Linked DNA regions of Homo sapiens: region 1 is linked to region 2. Evidence: chromatin loops called from intact Hi-C (ENCODE). Cell type or tissue: GM12878. All regions are shown on one strand. Each heading gives the region's core, and the rest is flanking DNA. Links, peaks and the distances in the headings are about the cores only.

Region 1 (11,502 bases), core at 1,866-9,865, 100 kb after region 2:
GCCCAATAATTAGCCAGTAATTTTCCTCTTAATTTTAAGACGTGAAGGAAAGAAAATCTCAGCTAGTCAGAAAGATTTTTTACAAATCAATTTTTAAAGAGTCCTTTAGAAACTCTTTTCTCCACTTGGAGTTAGCACTTCAAGAATACGGTAATACATATTGGTTTTTATTTCTTCAAAATGTGTAAGCAGCTCAGCTTTCTATGTTGATTTGCTAAATATAAGGATTTGAGTAGTATATATGTACATTTTTAACAGTTTTTCTTTCTTCACAGATGGTTTAGCTGCATTGTCATTTTCTATCAGTTCTCTGACCTTGATTGGAATGTTGGCAGCTATAACTTACACAGTAAGTGAAATGGGGATAATTGAGTTAAAATTGCCTTATAAAACAATTTTTTTACCTTAGTAATTTATTAAACTTTATTCTGTTTTCCTTTATAATATTTTGATTCTTTTTCAATTTTTCTTCAGTTTTCTTTACTTAAGGGTAAAATTTTAACTACTTAGCCATCATCATTTTAGCTGTATTTGTGCAATTTCATAATCAGAAATTTTATAACTTATGAACCTTGAAGGTGGTTATATACTGTTATAATAATCTATGCTTATAAATCTATATAATAGATTTATAATACCTGATATGCTTATAAATCTATATGCCTATAGATTTATAAGCATATTAATAGATTTATAATATAAGCATATAATATATAATATAAGCATATTAATAGATTTATAAGCATATTAGAACTCTGAACCATAGACCATATCTATTACTGGTTTTGCAGATTTACTCTACTTGGGGATATAGGGCTTTTAAAATCAGATATTTTATATAACTTGATACTTCTCTTTTATATGAAATCTGTTCTTATACTCCCAGACTTTTTTCCCCTCAGTCTTCCTGGAAGTGGTAAGGTGTGAATTATAAATGACTGACCAAGTTGTATACAGACTTCTCTTTGAGTCTTTTGCTCACATTGTAGATAAAAAGCTAGTAATAAATGCTTCTTTATTACCTATCTTGAGAGTTGTATAAGCAGCATTAATATTATCTGGAACCTTTCAGATTAATGAAGTTTATGTTGAAGCACTCTTAATTCTTGCAAAGATGAAAATTCTGGTTACAAAGGAAACATTTTTGGGTATTTTCTTAAGATGTCTTCCTTTAGACATAAAGGAAATGGCTATTATCGTAAGAGCAGAATTTAGTTTTGTCACATGATCATTCACGTGCCATAATGTATAATAAAAGAACCCCAAAAGACATACATTTCAATATCTTACAGGTGCTTACTTGGGTACTCAGTTTTATTATTCATTGAAATTTTTGTGTTTTTATGTGATACCACATAAGGAACTTGTCATCTAATATCATTGGGTGATTATCCTTCTATCTCACAGAATGTACAGCATAGTAGTTGTCTTTTAAGAAGTAGTCACAAGTTAATAACAAATTAGGAATTAGACCTGGATTTTAACTGCTATTATTCTGTGACTGATCTGCTATGCTAATCTTGGGTTTGTCCTTTAACCTTTCTGGATCAGTGTCTTCCCTATTAAATGGAAATAGAAAATGTTCCACAGGGATTTTTGAAGGTCAAATGATACTATTTGTAAAAGTGCTTTGAAACCTTTAGAGAAATGAGGATATAGCAATCAATGAAACATAAGTCAGGAGAAAAAAATAGAGAGAAATTCAGTATGTAATGTCAATGTCAAGAACTATGAAGGACCTAGGATATTTACCCTACTTGTAACCTGCCAGTTTTGTGGATGACAACTGAAGATGTAAGACTTCTACTCACAGCAATAGCAGTAGCCATAGGATCAACTTTTTTGTGTGTTGGTTCCCGGAGTCCCAGTTCCCTTAGGGCAATGGGGAGAGAACTAGATGAGACCTGCACATAATAGAGTGTATTGTAGAAGAGGAACCCTGAGCTTAGGGAAGCTGAATCTTTTATAATGGATGGTAAGCATGCCTGTCCTTTGCTCCAGGGAAAGATATTTTCTGCATCTACCAAGACTATTTGCTATACAAAGATCTTTGAAAAGATAGTACAGAAAAAAAAAGTGGTGGGTCGGCGGAGGGGGGGTCAATTAGCTCCTGGCTTGCAAAATATGCAGAAATGAAAGATGCGTGGAGATGTGTCTCCCAGTGGTCAATTGGTAGATACTATGAGGAAAAATAAGGCAGCATAAGTAGATAGACAGTAGTAGAGGCTGAGACTACTGTAAAGATCAGGAATAGTTTCTAACATCTGAACAGAGACCTGAATGAAGTGAAAGTAAGCCATGACAGAAGAGTAAGTGTGAGGATCCTGAGGTGGGCACATACATGCTATATTCAGATACTAGCAAGGAGGCAAAGCCATTGTGGCTGGAATTCAGTTGACAAGGGGGAGTAGTAAAAGTTTCATTGAGAGGTAGCAAGAGGCCATGTCATGTGAGCTTTATAGTCCACAGTTAGGGTTTTGAAGTTTATACTGATTGAGTTTTGAAGCCCCTGGAAGTTTTTAAATGGAAAAGGCATGGGCTCTGACAAACATTTTAACAGTATCACTCTGGTGGCTCCGAATTAAATAAGCTATGAGGGTAGCGAGTGGGAGTGGAGAAAATAAGATGTTACTAAAACTATTTGAAAGAGAGCTTCTTTGTAGGAATGATATTATTGGAAAGAAACATTTTAAACTAATATTTTATATTTAAATGGAAACTTTGAAAATTATTTAAATCAATTAAACTGACATAGTATTCATACTGAATTGGTTAAGCTATCCTTAAAAGAACTTCACTTTTCTAGAATACAGCAGGTCCTCAAATAACATCTTTTTTTTTTTTTTTATGTTGTTTTCCTATAATGTTGATGTGAAAAAAGAACAGTTTCTGGCTAGGGCCACTGTGTGGAGTTTGCATGTTGTTTCCATGTCTGCGTGGGTTTTCTCTGGGTACTCTGGTTTCCTCCCACATTCCCAAGATGTGCGTATTAGGTGAATTGGTATGTCTGAAATTGTGCCAGTAGGAGTTAGTGTAGGTATGTGTGAGTGCACCCTGCAGTTGGAATGGCATCCTGTCCAGTGTTGGTTCCTGCCTTGCAACCTGAGCTAGTGGGATAGGCTCCAGCCACCCGTGACCCTGAACTAAGAATAAGTGGCTTGGAAAATGAATGAGCAAATGAATGCAAATTATTGTAAAATAAAAATTCATGAAGTATACTACATACAAGTGCATAACAATAATTGCAATACAAAAGCGTTCAGCTAGCCCAACACTGTTGTTTCTTTGTTTTTGTTTTTGAACTGTGTGGTGGTAGGAGGAGCTCTTTATAATTTTCACTTTGCAAACATTTATTCCTTAATTTAACCCACTATGACCACAACCATCGTCACTCACTAATTCACCAAAAGTTGAGTATTTTGTTTTTATTAATCTTTCCTAAATGTATGTAGAGCTTACATTTATTTCAGTATTTAATATTAGAAGTGCTTTGAATCTTTATTTAGAAGTTTGGTGATGTTCTTGTGACCAGAAATATGCAATAGGAAGTTAGCTTTTGTTTACGTCAATTAGTCTGTAGTAAAATTGGTTTTGTTGCCAGGCACAATGGCTCACGCCTGTAATCCCAGCCCTTTCGGAGACCGAGGTGGGCGGGTCACCTGAGGTCAGGAGTTTGAGACCAGCCTGGCTAACATGGTAAAACCCCATCTCTACTGAAAATACAAAAATTAGCCGGGCTTAGTGGTGGGCTCCTGTAATCGCAGGTACTCGGGAGACTGAGGCAGGAGAATCGCTTGAATTCGGCAGGCAGAGGTTGCAGTGAGCCGAGATTGCGCCATTTCACTCCAGCCTGGGAGACAAGAGCAAGACTCCGTCTCAAAAAAAAAAAAAAATTGGTTTTGTTATACATCCTTTCACTTAAAGTCCCAGTTTCCAAGAATCCATTGATGACGTTATGTGATGATTTACTGTATAGAGGGCTGGGCTGAAGGATATTGATAAAACAACCAGAGGACCTTATAATGGGATTGAGGGTGGGAACCAGGAACACATAGAAGAGTTGCTAAATAGGTAGAGAGGGGCCACTTAAGGCCTAAGGCCAAGGGAGAGATTCCGATGTAACAGCCCACTAAGATCCAACTTCCTAGCAGTTATTGGTTTTCTTTAAGCAGCATAAACAATAAAATTATAATAATTGGTGTGGAGAGGCTGAAATGTGGATCTCAAGTCCATGGGCCTCCTGACCTACTTTCCCATCTAAATTTCTTCATCTTTATAGTGGTATGATATTTAAGTAATAAAGTAGTGAGGATTTAATTAAATAATCCACCAAGTCTTGGAATCTACTGGCCACTTAATAGTCACTATTAGCTTAAACAGTTGAATATTCACAGTTTCATATGGTTCAAACTATAGTTCCCACCTCTTTCCTCTCTCAGTGAAAATAAACCAAATGCAAAAAGCAGTTGTATCATGATCAGTGAGAATGTTTCTTATTCAAAGGTAAGTCAAAAAGGCATTCATAATTGAATGGTGGTTAGTTGGGGTTGGGGGAGTGTGGATAGAGAGATAATATCATTCGAATAGCACTACAAGTACTCAAAGCTCAGGTTTTGCTGCCAAGCCATGATTTGGCCAGTTTTAATACCTGTGGTGTATAGAGGGAGGGGAAGAGGAAGGTAGATGATACCCTGTTCAAGAGGGGCATCATGGTGTGTATAGCTGAGCTCTGGTCATGAATGTTGAGTTTGTTTAAAATCTATTACCTGATCCCAAGCTTCCCCATCTGTAAAAATGAGCCAATAATACTTACCGAAATTTTAGTAAAAATTCAGTGAAAACCAACAATTTATAGATATGTGGTTTTATTGTAGATAGGTAGTTAAATAGTATAATTATCATATTTGCTTGTAGTTGGGATACAAAGTTTTCTCCTAACTTACCTTGGAAAAGGTTGAGAACTGGACTTTCCTTGTGGCACCTTGAAAGAGGGTATAGAAAATATGCATGAGGACTAGAATAGGTTTAATCTTAATTAAAGTACCCAGAGTGGGAAATTAATACTTGAGTACTTTGACCCTAAATATAATATGAAATGTAAAAATCATGTTTGTTATGGAATTTGTAACTGAATTTTTTTTTTGTATTGAGGCTAGAGAAATTTTTTTATCTTATGTGTCAGTCAAGTGTGAATTTCTTAGTTATGTATTATTGTTTATTTTTGAAACTAGTTGATTATTTAAATTTTACTGATTCTGACTACTGTACCCTGTATTAATCAATGCCAAATAATTGGACAGTGAGCTTTAGGAGAAGGAGGTCAAACAGCATATTAGTTTGCCTATTATTTTAAGCTTACATTGAAAGGGAATTGATACTTACTAAATTTAAAAAAGTAAAACTTAACAGGCACGGATATATATGTAGATATTCTAATTTTTTGGTGCCACCAAGTGGGGAAATGTTGAATAATGATGTCTTCAGCAAAATGTATCGTATGGACCAGTGAACTGCCTATAGAAGCAGTGACTGCTAAATTGTTTACTATATACCTCTATCCATAAAACTTTAAATATGTCCACCAGGATATTTATGATTATAAATACATATTTACATATTATTATGCTAATCTTTGTACATTTAATGTAAAATATAAACTAATAGGTTAAAGAACATTAAAGTGATAAAGATTCAAATATAGAAATAAAACATTTAATATTTTCTTCTTGTACCCATCAAATGTTGGTTTGCCTCCATGTCTTAGTTCAGGTCAGTATAACAGATGTACCATAGACTGGGTGGCTCAAACAACAAACATTTATTTCTCATGGTTCTAGAGACTGGGAAGTACAACATCAAGGTGTCTGGTGTCTGGTGAGGGCCCTCTTCCTTGATTTGCAGTTGGCTGTCTTCTCATTCTATGCTCATATGATAAAGAGCAGGGAGAGAGAGGAAGCAAGCTCTATTGTGACCCTTCTTATAAGGGCATTAATCTTATTTATAAGGGATTCACCCTCATGACTCAGTTATCTCTTGAAAACTCCACCTACAAATATCACACTGGGGATTAGATTTCAACATACGAATTTTAGGGGAAAACAAACATTCAGTTCATGTTACAACACCTTATGAATCACAGCAGTGGTTCTCAATAATATTTAGAGAAAGAAATTCCCTTTAAAAGTCAAATTTCTCAGCCTATGTGATAGCATATTTCACTGAATATATGCTACCGATTGTAAGGTGCACCGTTACTTTATGTGTCACTATAAGGAAAAATCTGACAAGTTTTTCTTAATCATTTATAATCTTTGTTTTATATTTAGTGAGTGAGATTTGTTGGATTTGTCTGCATTCATAACAAGGAAAATATGAAATGAAAGGCGTTCCTAAAACTTTATATTTGGAGTGTGAGAATTCTATATCACTTTTTGAATTGGTTATTGATGTTCATGTTTTACTATACGACACAGATGGTTTTTGACTTACAGTGGAGTTACATTCTGTTAAATCCATCGTAAGTTGAAAATATTTTCAGTTTGAAAATGCATTTAATACACCTAAACTACTGAATATCATAGCTTAGTTTAGCCTATCTGAACATAATAGCTTAGTTTAGCTTATCTTAAACTTGCTCAGAACACTTACATTAGCTTACAGTTGCACAAAATTATCTAACACCAAGCCTATTTTACAATAAAATATCAAATATTTTCTTATGTAATTTATTGACTACTGTACTGAAAGTAAAAAAGAATGGTCTCATACCATCACAAAGTATGAAAATCCTAAGTTGAACCATTGTGACATGGGAACCAACTGTATTGTCTTTTATTTTTATTGATACATAATAGGTATACACATTTTCCAGGTACATGTGATAGTCTGAGGTGTTCATATAATGTGTAATGATCAAATCAGGGTAATTGGAATATCCATCACCTTAAACATTTATCTTTATGCCAGGAATATCTGAATTATTCTCTTCTAGCTATTTGGAAATATACAATAGATTATTGTTGACTGTAGTCACCCTACTGATCTATTGAACACTAGGTTGTATTTTGTCTATTTAACTGTACTTTTGTACCCATTAATCAAGCCTCTCTTCATCTCCCCTCCCTACTCCCTACCCTTAACGGCCTCTACTCTTTTAGTCATTAGTTGTAGTCACTGTGTTAGGTGAAATAAGCTGGACTCAGAAAGACAAGTTTCACATGTTTTCGCTCATACACAGAAGCTAAAAAAGTGTATTGTCTTTTATGCTATCAAGAGAATTGATGTGCAGCTTTTCTTGTGTGTTCTATTCTTATCTCTGGGATTTTCTTCGAAGCTGCCAACACACCTATCCTGTAAATTTAAGATGTTTTGCTGTTGTTTCTTGTCTTGCCATATAGAAGGGAATCCTTTTGCATATACCTAAGCAGAAAAATGCTTCTCTTTTGGATATCTTCCTTTCTTAAGCTTATGAAGCACTTGACTGTTGCTTTTTAAGAAAATACAGAATTATGCCCATTATTCTAATGAATATTTTCTTTACTACCGATGCATCTTCATTCTCTTTCTCCTGACTTACACATTAACTTTTTGCTTTAATGTCAAATCATATTATCTTTTAAGACATAAGTGGCAATTAAACTCAATAATTGTACCAAGAATGCATGTAATTCAACTGAAGTGACTGTAATGTAACTTGCTGTGACCAAATTTGTGAATGTGCATGTAGCGACAACTATGTCATGGCTTCTGCCTAGCCTTCAATTATATGATGCCTTCAATTTTTAGATGCATCCAAATTTCACTGATATTAAATGTAAGAAAATATATACGTCTTAGACTCAGTGAATACTTAAAAGGAAAGTCTTGAGTACCTGTGTTGTTTCATTAATCATAATAACATGTACATCTTTGAATAATAGATTTCACAAATATGTGGAAGACATTTATTAAGTCTACAGGTAGTATTTAGTGTTGACCCTTTACAATAATCTAAGGCCTGCAGAGTTGGAAACCAGCATTCCAGATAAAGGAGAGAGATATGTAAAGAAAACGTGCCCTTCTAAACTGAGCGGTAAAAGAAGTTATTAGGAATGTAGTTTGTATATATTATTTTAAAACATTTTAGTTTTCAAATACAGTTGGTGATTTATTCTTGGAAGTCAAAATAAATTTGGAGACAATTAGGGCCAACCTATTAATAGAAGCATTTTAAACTATACAATCTCTTTAGTTTTCTGATTTTTTTTTCTGGAAATTCACTAGAGGGCAGTAGTAAGTAATAAAAGTTTTGTGTTTCTGAAAAGGATAGCCTTTTTGTACATTAAAAAAAAAGTCTGAAGTGAAGTTCGTGAAGTTCAAAAGATTGTTGTTTAAAGACCTTAAAAGTTATAATGTTTTATATAAGGTCTATGTCAAGCTTATCATAATCTAAATATTGTAGTTAAATTTCCTGATAATTATTGAAAATGCAGTCCAAAAACAAGCTAAAAGCTTGGTAACCAAACGATGGCACCTTTCTTCTACGTTGTCTTCGGACAATTAAAAATTTAAAAATAGTGTTTTGTTCTGGTCTTATGTTACCGCAAGTTGTTACCAGAAACTTTTTTATTTTATAAAATATTTTAAATTAAGCTATTTAGAAATTCAGTTCAGCTCTTCTAATAAGTATATCAATTCCATTTAAGGAAATAACTTTGTGTGAATTAAGAGCTGTCTCTTCCTAAAAGCTTATTGGTCAATTATTATCTTCTTGGAGAAATTATTTTATTAATTTAATAATAAATGTTTGTTCTTGAAACAAAGGTAGGAGGAAAAAGAATTGGGACTTAGTCATTACATACCAGATAGTCTACTGTAGTTGTTATTAGTCTGGCCTAGAAATCTGTTCAGCCAAGTTTGGCAGATCTAGTGATAAAACAAATGTGCAGATGAATAATGTTAATATACCTATGCGTTATAATTGAGTTATAAGCAAGGGACATTTACAAGTCAGGGAAGGTTTCTCAGACGTATTGTAATTAAACCGAGACCTGAAGGGCATTAACAGTTGTTAATGAAATAAGATGAGAAGGTGGGCATTCTAGATGAGGGCACTACATGGAATAAAATGTGTATGTTGGACAAAGCCTAAAGTAGCATAAAATTGTAGTGTTTTAAGAACTATGAACAATTCAGAAGCATGAGATAAAGTTAACAAGTTGGTAGGGATCAGGTCATGAAGTGCTTTATATGTAGAATTACATTAATTAGAGTCTTTTCCCAATACCAACCAATAATTGTACCTTTCATAAAAAAAAAATAGCAAAACAACTTTTTAAAACAATTTTATATGTTCATATACATATAGAGGTTGGGAACAAGTAGAATTGCTCTGGTTAAAGTAGCAGCAGATTCCTGCATGGCTAGCTGCCTTATCTTCTGTAGTGGCCCTAGTGGCACCTTTCCAGATTCCTAGGAACTCATACCAGAATGCTTTGAAAAATACATTTATTAGTCCTGTAGAATCTTAAAGGATGTTAATTAGAGGAATGACATATATTGACTTGGGTATTAGAGTGAGATCACTTTAGAAACAGTGTAGAAGATGGATTTGTAGAAATTGAGACCAGCAGACCAGTTTAGGATAATTCAGAAGGCCTTGTGTTTGACAGTAGACTGTAAATAAGGGCCATGTTGTTAATACTGACTAGAGCAAAAGGTTCCTTGGGAAACAGTATCGAGTACTGCAGTTAGTGCATTCAGGGAACCTAATCCATCCAACACAGAATAACAAGCATTGAGGACAAATAGGCCTAGATTGGAGGTGGTTGAGGGGACAGGGAAACATACCTGCATATAAGCTGGGCTTAGCAAAATATTGCCATGGCATTTTGTTGTAAAAAGCAACATTCTTTTGGATTATGAAAATAATATGAATGATGTGGTTTGGCTGTCTGTCTCTACCCAAATCTCATGTTGAATTGTGATCCCGAGTGTCGGCGGTGTGGCCTGGTGGGAAGTGATTGGATCATCGGGGTAGTGTCTAATGGTTTAGCACCATCCTCGTAGTACTGTCTTGGGATAGAGTTCTCACGAGATCTGGGTGTTTAAAAATCTGTAGCACCTCCCACTTCACTCTCTTCTTCCTGCTCCAGCAACATATAACGTGCTGGCTTCCCCCTTGCCTTCTGCGACAATTATAAGTTTCCTGAGGTGTCCCTAACCATGCTTCCTGTACAGTTGGTGGAATCGTGAGCCAATTAAACCTCTTTTCTTTATAAATTACCCAGTCTCAGGTAGTTCTTTATAGCAATGTGAGAACGGACTAATACAATGAGTAATGAGAATTGGTAAATAATCATATAATACTATATATTAATCAGAGTCTTAAATTATTCTGTTACTTTTTATCAATAATGTTTAAAGAATATGGAAGTACTAGAATAACCAAATTAAATAGGTTAAAATGATAATAAGGATAGGAAAATCCTATAAGGAAATGTTAAAGGAACTATCAGGTACTTTAGTTCCCATAGGCTTTATTCTTTGTATTTTTCAATGTTTTGAGGATATATAATTTAATATTAAAAATATAAACGAGATGCTTTTAATTTTAAAAAATATATTTAGAGGGTGCAAGTGCAGTTTTCTGACATGCATATATTGCATTGTGGTGAAGTCTAGGCTTTTAGTGTAGCCATCACCCAAATTGTGAATGTTGTACCCAGTAGGTAACTTTTCAACTTTACAATATACATTTTAAACCCAATTATATATTTTTCCTTTTATATTTCACCAAAGTATACATTTTGAAAGTATACATTTGATAAAAATTGAGGTAATTAGAGGGAAATTACTCTACAGGTTGAGTATCCCTCCCTAATCTGAAAATCCAAAATCTGAAAGCTTTCAAAATTTGAAACTTTGAGCTCAAAAGAAATGTTCCTTGGAACACTTTTAAAAATTATTTTTAATTTTCGTGGGTACGTAGTAGCTGTATAGATGGAGTACATATTTTGGTATAGGCATGCAATGCATAATAATCACATCATGGCAAATTCGGTATCTCTTCTGTCAAGCATTTATATACTTTGTGTTACAAACAGTCCAATTATATTCTTTTAGTTACTTAATTTAATTTAATTATTTACTTTTGAGACAGAGTTTCACTCTGTTACCAGGCTGGAGTGCAGTGGCGCGATCTCAACTCCCTGCAACCTCCACTACCCGGGTTCAAGAAATTCCGTCTCCTGCCTCAGCCTCCCGAGTAGCTGGGACAACAGGTGCTTGCCACCACACCCGGCTCATTTTTTGCATTTTTAGTAGAGATGGGATTTCACCATGTTGACCAGGCTGTTCTCAAACTCCTAACCTCAAGTGATCCACTCGCCTCAGCCTCCCAAAGTGTTGGGATTACAGGCATGTGCCACCTTGCCCAGCCAGTTATTTTAAAATGTACAACGAAATTATTATTGACTATAGTTCACCTGTTGTGCTTTCAAATACTGGGTCTTACTCATTTTT
Region 2 (11,502 bases), core at 1,833-9,832:
ATTTTTTTGATAACACAGCAAAAGTTCAGGCAACAAGAGCAAAATTAAACAAGTGGCACTACACCAAACTAAAAAGATTCCTAGTAAAAGAAACAGTCAATAAAATGAAAATGCAACCTATAGAATGGGAGAAAATATTTAAAAACCATAGATCTAATAAGCATTAATATCAAAACAATATATGAAACTCACACAACTCAATAGCTAATAAAAACCAAATAGCCAAATTTACAAATGGGCAATGGACCTGAATCAAAATTTGCCAAAGAGGACATGCATATGGCCAATAGAAATGTTAAAAAGTGTTCAACATCATTAATCATCTGGGAAACGCAAATCAAAACCACAATGAGATATTACCTCACACAAGCTGAGAGATAACAAGGGTTGGAGAGGGTGTGGAGGAAAGGAAACCCTTATATATTGCTGATGGGAATGTATATTGGGACAGCTATTATGGAAAACAATGTGGGTGTTCTTCAATAAATCGAAACTAGAAGTACCATATGACCCAGCAATCCCTCTGTTGGGTACATACCCAAAGGAAATGAAATTAGCACCTCATAGAGATATCTGTGCTCCTTTGTTCTTTTCAGCATTATTTATAATAGCCAAGATATGGAAATAATTTAAGTAGCCATCAACAGATGAATAGATTTTTTTAAAAAAATTATGGTATATATCTACAATGGAATATTATTTGGCCTTTAAAAGGAGAGATATTGCCATGTGACAACATGGATGAACCTAGAGGACCTTATGCTAAGGAAGTAAGCCAGACACAGAAAGAAAAAGACTGTATGATTTCACCTATACGTGGAATCTTTAAAAAAATAGTCAAATAAATAAAAACAGTAAAACAGTGGTTACCAGGAGCAGGGAGGGGGAGGAAAAGGGGAGAAGTAGGTTAAAGAGTACAAATTTGCAGTTATGTATGATACGTTTAGAGATACAATGTACAACATGAGGATATAGTTAATAATATTATATTGTATTCTAAAAATGTGTTAAGAGAGTGGATTTTAGGTATTCTCAATTCACTCACACACCCACGGTAACTATGGAAGGTGATGGATATGTAAATTTGTAGTAATCATTTCACTCATTTCATTATGTATATGTGTGTAAAAACACCATGTTATACATCTCAAATATATACAATAAAAATTTTTAATAAGAAACTATAAACAAAATGTATATTAAACGACCACAATGAAAAAAAAAACTTTAAAAGTCAACAAAAGCAACCAACTTTAAAAATTTCTGATGTGTTAAATCTTCAAACACACATGGAATTCACTGGCTAGAAGATACTGAAGCAAATAGTTTTGTAAGAGTGAAAAATGATACATTTATATAGCTAAGAATAGAACTAGCCGTTATAGTACCTAAAATAAAATTACAAGGACTATAAATCTTTATCCTTTAGGGTATACTGCTGGGATTAGAAAGAAAATCTACTTATGATTTATGATCTTAACAGTTCTGAGATTTCTATAAGTGTTTTTTCTTTTTCACTTCTTAAACTTGCTTTGGCCAACCTTACTATGGCATTTGGAGCTTACATTTTGTAGTGGAAATATACCATGTAAGCATGATCCATGTTCAGTGTCTCAGTAACAAATATTCCTTATTAATACATATTACCAAAATACAGCTTCTTGTGAAAAATAAATTTGAGTCTAAGTATTTCAGAGTATAGCAACAGGAAGTGCAAGAAAATGCGGTCCACTATATGTGGATTGAGGTGTTTTATCAGTCAAGTGAGAGTTGGTAGACTTGGCTTAAAAGCACCATGTCATAAAACACAATAGCCAAGTAACATCGGTGTAGGCAGGTTATATACAGACAAAGCATAGCATAGACTATTACAAAAATATAATGAGAAAAAGGATGCTTTCTTTAAGGTCATTTATTAACAGCCCTTAAGTTTGATCTACAGAGAAATTAAAGTGCTGAAGTGAGACAATTACCTGGAAAGACTGGGTAATTAAAAAAGTTTAATTTTTTAAGTTATTCCAGCCTTTATCTACTTTGGTTGTTTATATTCAGATCACTGAATAATCACCCAATTGCCCAGGTAGCTTTGAGTTATAAATGAGCATAAGTTGTTTACCCAGGGCAAAAATAAATGAGTTTTCCACTGTAAGACAGAGCTAGGAAATCAGAAAGGGAGTTGATCAGAACCAAATGTCCTAAAAAGCTTGATGCAGAAGTAGTCAAAGTTGCAATGGCACACAAGCGGAAGTGATGTAAAAAACATCTAAAATAAGGGAAAAAAGATTAATCCCGTGGTGAAATTTCAGTATTTGTGGAGTCTGAATGGAAGAGATATTTTCGTTCTTTTAAAAAAAATTTTTTTGTAAGCTCCTGAATTTCCAAGAAGGCAATTTAAACCAGTCTTTATGAGAAGGCAATAATTTAAAAACAAAAATAGGAGCAGAATTAGAGTAGATTAATAATAATATGAACTAGACCTGTGACCTCCAATATTTGTGTTTCCTGCCCTTAAAATTTCTGATCTAGATTCCTTAACCATCTCAAAGAAATTCTGAAGAAAAAATGGTAAATGAAGGAAAAGCTGTTCACAACACATATTCTCTGATGCTGTCTCCTGATTATAGTCTTATATTCTTTATCTGGGTGGAATGTGCATCATCAATAAAATGTACATGTATTTCATTTCTGACCTCAAATTTTTTTTCACATAGTCTGATAAATGTTTATTCCTTACAAACAGCCATGGTACATTTTATGCCATTAAATTCTAACAACACCTCTATGAGATGCCAAAGTGGTTATTAAACCTATCAGGTAGTATACAAAGAGTTAGCAAAACAGAGGTCAGCCTGAGTTTGAAGCCAGGTTCTGCCTCTTACTAACTGTGGAAGTTTGAGAAGTTACTTAACCTCTTGATGCCTCAGTTTACTCATATGTAAAGTGGGGACAAAAATATTCCCTCCATAAAAGGGTTGTTGTGAGATTTGAGTTAATGCTTATAAAGTACGTGGAGCCATGCCTGGAACATAGTAGGTGCTAAATAACTAGGAGCTGTTAGTACTCTATTTAGAGTTAGATCTAATTTTGAAATCTCAGTTCCATGTGTCTTATAGCTGTGTGCCCTGGGAAAATCCCTTCATTTATTTAACGCCTTCTTTCTTCTTGGATAATTTGGAGATTTAAAAAAATCAAAAAGAAATTTCACAAGGGTGTCATGAAGACTTAATGGGATAAAATGTGTCGCAGTTATTTGTAATGTACAAGGAATAAAAGTTGACCTAGACGGCTAAGAAGTTTTGGCGCCAGAAGTCAACTGTATATATATAATACTAACTTACTTAGACACCAATGTTCACTGACTTTCTGACTCTGGGAGTACATTCCAGATTTGTTCTGTAATAAAGGAAAGTAAAACTGATCCTTAACCCATCAAGGCTCCTGTACTTACCATGGAAAATGACAATGTTAAAAATTACACTTCTGACAAAAGTTACATGTTAACAATAGCTTTTCTTTTCAGTATGAACATCATTCTCAGTTTATGTGATAGTATTGTAATCAAAGGTTCAGAAAAGCTAATGAAATACTATAAAATGTCAACTGTAAAAATAATTTTAGTGGAACGAATTGGAGAAGTGGAAAAGACAAATTGGTTAGGAATAAGACCATCCTAATAATTAGCCATTAGAAAATGGTCTCACTGAGCAAAATAAAGGTCACATGGGGGTCAGCTGCTAAGGTTCTGAATTATCAATCAGAAAGTGGATAATATTCAGAAATCAATGGAGAAACTAAAGACTTTAAGCCATGCAACACAATCAACAATGAATTACACTTACATAAACACTTTCTTCAAGTCTCCAAATACATGGCAATCATGACAAACGAGGCAAAAGTAGGTGGAAGGTTGAGGAAGGAAGAAACTTGGCTTTACATCTGGTGATGGGGCAATTTTAAGAGTTCCTCTTCTGATATGGGTTTTGAATATACCGAACAGGAAATGAAGGTCTTATCCTAAATTCAATGGCATTTCCCTCAAATGGCAAGTGGTTTCTCCAAGATTGTGTCTAGACAAAGGAATCCATGACTGGGTGTGGCAGTACCTGGGCACGTCCTTGTTCATCAGTCCTTTTGGTCAGGGGCTCTGACTTGGTTGTCCTTCTGGCTCCTGCAGTGTCAAGGATGGTTTTGCACAGTAGTCAGTAATTAAGTGTTTAATGAATGAATCTTCATATATGTCTTACCCAGTCATTTATTAAAAACTTGACGGAAAAAATCATCTTCTATTTGTTTATATTCTTCACAGTATATATGGTATAATGAATGTAAACATAGACAATTGTTAAAAATTTAATTGGAAGAGTTTTTATTTGTATTTTTGAGAAATTATGGTATTAATACATATTGTTGATCCCTTAGTGACTAGGAAAATTGTAAATTAAGATCATTTATATCAATTATAAGAAATAAAGCAAATAGTAAAAATGTACAAGTTGATCATTTTCATGTGCTTAAGTTCTACTGTAAAACTAAAATTTATTATGAAAATACTTAGGCTGTTAACTAGGCACTGCCACTGATTAGAGAGTTAAGTTTGGAAATTTCACTTTTATTCATAGTGTGATAGAGTTGGCTATTAGATTAAATGAGATAATACATAGGACAGTACATTGAACAGTATAAACCTAGAATCATGCCATGCTCAATGTAAACAGGCACTAGGAAAGAGACTATAACCAATTTTGGGTTTTCTTTTTTTAATGTCACAATTGTAGTTGTAGAAAACCCGATTGGTTCTAGAATTAGACAAACTTATGGCCAAATCCTTAGAATGGCACTTACTTACTGACTTTGAGGAGTTACTAATCTGAGTGCCAAACTCCTCATATGTAAAAGGGAGGTCATTCACTTATGCCTTCTTAGATTTCTTCAAAAGATAAATATGAAAACATATGTAAAATGTTTAAATCAGTGCCTGGCATGTGGAGTATGCTTGTTTGTGAACATTTTATCCCCCTTCCTATTCTTTTTTTCTGCTCTTCTATCAACATATCCTCAGAAGGGTGGACAGGGAACAATGAGAATATTCAGGAAAGGGAGCAAAAACTGCTATGAAGATGGAAGAAACAACAACCATGTGTTACTACTGGCTCTTCTCCTTCCCCAAAAAGAATTTAGTCTTACTGCCTGTACTTTCTCGCCTTGTTAGGTAAGGTAGCTAGTCTTGATAAAGCAAAGACCTGAATGTTAATTCTGGCCAAGAGTTTGACTTGCATAACACGAAATATTTCCCTTAACTATTACTCTAGGCTTTATTTCTTCATCTGATACTGGTATGTCTCATAATTTTACAAGTGATGGATAAGGGCTGAGAAGTGGGGCAGGAAATAACTAAGGCAATCAAAAGAGAAAAATATGCTTGTAAAGCACTTAGAGCCATGCTAATTCTGAATGTTATCCACTTTCTTATCCCCTAAGAAAGTCTGTGGAAGAAGAAAGAAGAAGAATCAAATATGAAACTCATGAAATACATCCTTAATAAAGCCCTTAAATTCCATTACTCTAAACGTCTGGAATTGACTTGAAGTACTGACAACTGTAGAGCACCATCTAGTTTTGGCCTCTAGAACTGCAACCAAGTCTTCTGATTCTCAATGGTACGTAAAGTTAATTCCCAGCAGGGGGAAGGAAAACTTACTTTTTAGTGTTTTTAGTTTATTGGTTAAAGTTCTAAATTGGCTGTTTCTTCCCCCATTCCCTCAGAAAATAAGCACGCTTTGCAACAGCTGTTGTTCATTTGCCATATTAGAGTTTCTTATGGAAAATAAATCATTCATAGGTAAATATGAAATATAAAACAGATCATAATAGCAAAGGTTTATGTACATTTAAACACAATGATGTCAGTGGTTTCATTATGAACTTCGTTCTCTGGTGCTTATGAATCAGCAGCATAAATTCGCAGTAAGTGTAATCTTGGTGTATAATGAACTCCAGTGTATTTTAGAAACAATCTAATTTTAATAAAATCAGTATTTTATAAAAAGAACAAGATTCCAGTTAACAGTTTTAATACCAAAAGTATCTTTTAGTATTGAATGGAAAATATTTTAAAACAAAATGTTTTTGCTATCTGCATTTTTTCACGGCTTAAAGATTACATTATACATTTCAGCTAATCATTTGTACTGCCCTTTTTGGTCAATTTAAATATTCCTCCAGTTGAGTTTATTGTGCATGTGTAACTATTTAGAAATAATTAAAAGAAAGGAAATAAAATTTTACAAGGGTTTTTAAAAGAATGAGAACACAGATTGATTTAGTTAACTGGAATTTTGTTCATAAAAAGACATCCTTCATGCTTGACAACTCACCATAGTATTCATGTTATATTCCTACATAACCTTTAAAAATATTTATTAGCTACAAAAAGAGTAATCACTTTTGATTATTCTGACAAAAATCTTTGGAAGTTTCACATTGAAAAATGTCATCAATGCTTCAAAATTATAATACTTTAAATTTATGTAGGACAGTAGTATCTCAAAACACTGTTTAATATATCACCTATTATCAACAAGCTTTATGTAAGAGGCCACTTTAAGTGCTTTAACCTATATTTTTCTATTCCTTAATTGTTCTACCTATACTTAATTAAACTTCTGGTTTATTTTTTTCTTCTTGCCGTGTAGTTGAAAATGTGTTTATTACTCTAGGAAAATATTTAACTACCCAATGCCAGGATTCAGTGGCTACTGGGAGCAGCGAAGTCTTAGTATTCAGGCCATTTGACACTTCTCAAGAGCTAAAACATAATTAGGCAATACTGAACCTGATGAAGGGCAAAATAAAGCATCCTTCAGTATAGCCACTTCTACAACACCCTGAAGAATTAGTCTCATCCCAACTGACCCAACCATACACTGTTCTGAAGAGGATTCAACACATTTATCAGTTGTTCTTAAATAATCCCCTTAGTCCAGTTCCAACCTTTCAACATTGTATCATATTGTTAGTTTCTATAGAAATTTTATTTCCAATCTTTTCAAAAATATTGCTTAGGACTGTAATCCAAAGCAAGCATTACTGAGCCACTTCTGGGTAAAAAGTGCACCTATCAGACAATAAGAAAGCAAATTTAGGGGAGCAAGAGGAAAATTGTCAAATCACTGGCTTTCCAGATAAGACAACTCTGAGTTTTAGTAAGGTACAAAATGTGGAATGATCACCTCTGTCAAAATTCAACTAGAATGTTTTGGACATTTGAATAAAATTGGCAGATTTAATTATGCTTTTTATTTTCAAATTGGTTTTTGGGACTCAATGCAAACATTTGAAATGTCAAGGATTTAAGCTATTTGTTAACCAATTTACAAATAGGAGCATATATATCTTACTTTGCAAAGTTACCTAATATGTTTTTTTAAAAAGGTAATTAATTTGTAAATATATATTCTTTTCTCCAAAACAAAATTGCTCTTATCTTATGGTTTTCTACAATACAGAAACAGTCTCTGAATATATAACTGCCTAAAGGTTTCTACTTTTTTATTTTTACTCATCTAGATAAAAAATTCAAAACTAATATATGAACTATAGTGCTCCTGTGCGGTGAATACTCCAAAAGGGCAAATTTCTTAGAATCATTAGAAATACAAAAGTTAAAGAGAAAAGCAAATAAAAGTTGAGGGGGATCGAATCTTTATGGAATTACTGCAGCAGTTGGTAGATAAGACAATTAGGCCACATTGATAGAGAAACAAATGCACAAACACATGGAACTTTGATCAATCATCTAAAGTTGTTTCTCTTGAGATCATGATGAATAAGCTTACAATATCTGATGAGAAAGAATCCTAAAACAGGTACAATCATCCCTTGGTATCTATGGGAGATTAGTTCCAGGGCCTCCCTCAGATACCAAAATCTGAGGACGCTCAAGTCCCTGAAATAAAATGGGCTACTATTTGCATATCGCTTATGCACATTCTCCTGTATACTTTAAATCTCCCATAGATTACTTATAATAGCTGATACAGTGTAAATGCTATGTGAGTAGTTGTTAGACTGTGTTCCTTAGGGAATAATGGCAAGAAAAAAAGTCAGTATAAGTTCAGTACAGATGCAAATATTTTGATCCATCATTGGTTAATTCCAAGGACATGGATCCCATGAATACAGAGGGCCAATTATACTATGTTTTGGGAACTACTCTTTTTTTATATAATTTTTTAAATTAAAAAAAATAAAGACAAGGTCTCACTATGTTTCCCAGGCTGGTCTTGAACTCCTGTGCTCAAGCGATCCACCTGCCTAGGCCTCCCAAAGTGTTGGGATTACAGGCGTGATCCACCTTGCCTGGCCAAGGAACTTCTCTTTTTTTGTCTTGTTTTTCTTAAGTTGGTTTTGTCTCTGGTTATTGCTAGAGGGAATTTGTCTCTAATTCTAAATTTCTCTGGGAAAAGCAACTTTCTATTAGTAAAAATGTTAATGAATTACCAATGATATCTTGAAACTACAAAAGTGTTCCATGTTAAATGTGCATTTTATAATGATAGAAACAATCCAAGTCTTGAATTACATGGAATCTTGTCTATCAATGTTGATTTGCTATTAGAGAGTGACCAGACAGTGACAAGAGCAAAAAATTGAAAGCAGGCAGAAAGAATCAGCTAAAGCACAGAGTTGAAAGAGGTGCAGAGGCCAATCTCAGTAGCAAGTCATAGCTGACAGAATGTGTAGAATGCTGGCATAGCAGGATGAGATATGTCATTTCATGTCTCTTGAGAAACATGACAACCCCATAGATGTAGCACACTTCTCATTGATTTCTATTTATCCTTTAAACTAGAATAGGCAGCACAACACAGAACTGTAGTAGTCTATCCAAACATTTTCCCTTTTATATTTACATTTTCCATGAAAATAAATTCAATGAAACCTGAACAATAAACCTAAATAAAGCTAATGGAAATGATTAAATCTATCAAGTGAAATTTAATTTCTCATTGGTTTATACTCCTCTTTATAAATTCTGGAACCACTGGACATCTATTGGAATGTTCAGTGGTGTAAATTCTGGAACCATTGAGTATAGAAATGTTGAAAAATTGAAAATCCTCATATCATCCCTATGATACTTTTGATCCAATCCTCTACAGTTTTAAAACAAGAGTCCATGATTTGTCATTTTGTTCTGTTATAAATTTATGTGACACATGGAGGTTTTTGCTAATTATTAGATAGGATATAAGTCATTCAAAATTAATATATCTACTAATATCCACTATTAAAAAATGCAGACCAAATCAAGGAGTTTGGGTTTTTCTTTCTTTTTTTTGTTTTGTCTGCCACAGTGTAGTGCACCTTATGGTCACCTAACACAACAGTTTCTTTTCCATGTTTGTAGAATTCCCACCACATGAGGCAGAACTTGCCTCCCACCATTAAAGTTGAAAATATGAAATAGTCTCTTTCCCAGCTAAGTGCACAGCACAGGTGGCAATTGTGTTTTCACCAGACTACATTTACGGTGTGATTTAATCATTGTTTCTTGCTGCATAGCCTTTAAGTTGTGTGAGTTCCCCAATACCTGTTTAACAAATCCATTTTCTGCTTAAATCAAGCAGGGTTAGTTCGTTGGCCGAATGATAGAGCAAATGAAGAGACATGGTTGCAGACCACAGTCTATCATGACAAAGGAGGGAAGCAAAGGGTCTAATATGTGCCCGGGTGGAATGGAAAACAGTGAAAATCCTGTTTATATTAATTGATAGGACTTCAGAAATCACAGCATCAAATTATTTACTAAATCATCTAGGACGAAATACCCACTGAATACAAGGCTTTGGGGAAATAAGTGGCCAATCCCCAGGAGTAGTTTGAAGGGCTTGAAGAATTGAGAGACTTAATTCTTGGGAAAGGGTAGTTATTTCTAATGGTACCACTCATACATAAAGAGAATGACAAGGTGAGGGAGGATAGCTAAGGATCTCTCTGTCCTACATTTATGGGGCAAATTTATGCATTTGTATGATTTTGTTTCCTGGACATATATTGCTCTCAAGAAAATTTACAGTGGCATGGGTGCCCGATGGAGCACTAGTACGGGCTAAAGTCACTCTTTTCACAATATATTCAGCTTGAATTTTGAATGATTTCCCCCATATTGGAAAGAGTCAGGTACAATTAAATAATTAAATCCAAGATAGATAAGAAAGGAAGTAAAAGAACATGTAATCCTTAACTGTGTTAAAATTTCCACTTCAAGATAAGTGAATTGTGTCATTAGTTAGGCAGGTTAAGGTATAGGGCATGCTCCAGCACTTGAAAATGCAGAGTGCAATAGAGAAGTTGGGAACAAAGAGTGAGCAGGAAGCTGAGGACAAGCATACAGGAGAAAGGTAACTTGACAGCAAACATTGGCCTCAATGAGAGGAACAAGTGTTTAAAGACGACTCAAACAAGACTCAAGTAAGCATTGACACCAACTTAATCTCAAATGCAGGGTTTAGCAGCAAGGGAATCTGATTAGTTGTTCAATTTGTAAGTTGGCAGAATCCCCACCCCTTCACATTTCCTAGGGAACGGGGACTTACAGTATTACAATTCGCTAAGTCAACGAGACCTCGATGACTGGCTTTCATTTAAGTTGATGTCTCAGGAGGCTCAACTGTTTAAGATTTTTTAAAAAGAACTGAGATAACTAAGGACTAACATATACATGTGAAAGTGGGAACCCAACCTATTAACTCAGGCCTATATTGAAGATGAGTAGGGAATACAAGGATTTAACGTTACCATAGATACTTTACCAATAGCACAGGAGTTTTTGGTCAGCACAAGAGTTGTGCAGTGCAAACAGATTCCTAATATCAGAGAGAAGGCCATTTCCAAAGTCCCTGATAACAAAATTTCCCGCTTCAACTAGGACTCTTCAAGACCTAGACTGAAATTGATTTTTTAAATTGTGTGGCATCCATTTGTATGGCACAGCATTCACTGAAGAAAACAAAACAAGTCAAGGGTTGAAAAATTGCCTAAGATGTTGTTTAAAAGATTTTGCTGTCATGTTTTAGAGATCACAGGGAATAAGAGTTTTTCAGAAGACCAGAGATGGTCATTGTAGTCTCCAATTTGAAAAAAGAAAAACAGATAAATCATTTAAAAGTAGATTAAAAAATAGAGGTAGACTTTGCTTCTTGAAAAAATTCCATTTGGATCATTAAGCAGAGAAATTTTCAACTTTGGGGAAATAATGTAGTAAACATTAAATGAATTAATGAGTCATTTAGATAAGATATACCAAGATAGCATCATTTCCTTTTTTAAAAAACAGTGTTTCTAGACTGGTGGTAAATAAAATAAAAACGAAAAGTGTAGTCCACAAAATATTTGATTGAAGCCCTTTTTGATAACCTGTGAAAAAGATAGTGAAATATTAATTGAGTAATAGTATATGTATTAACAATGTAAATTGTTTAGAAAGATGTTACACACTGA

What was found. Peaks named below come from ENCODE experiments on the same cell type or tissue, not always from the same donor. Only the 100,000 strongest peaks of a DNase experiment are listed, where the experiment ranks them.
Region 1: a loop joins it to region 2, with 2.3 times the contacts of the local background. A loop is called at or near these places in 2 of 110 quality-filtered maps.

The regions. Positions count from the first base shown.
Region 1 is chr6:69,726,789-69,738,290 of GRCh38, reverse strand. LMBRD1 (LMBR1 domain containing 1) reads left to right here. Exons shown (of 16, transcript NM_018368.4): 7 at 276-349. Among named protein-coding and RNA genes, the nearest start is that of LMBRD1, 64 kb to the left of the region's middle. In GM12878, for the core only: a CTCF peak has its summit at 5,457 (motif pointing left); a DNase peak (open chromatin) is centred at 5,410.
Region 2 is chr6:69,830,012-69,841,513 of GRCh38, reverse strand. No RefSeq gene overlaps it. Among named protein-coding and RNA genes, the nearest start is that of COL19A1, 31 kb to the left of the region's middle. In GM12878, for the core only: a CTCF peak has its summit at 5,616; no DNase peak of the experiment used is centred there.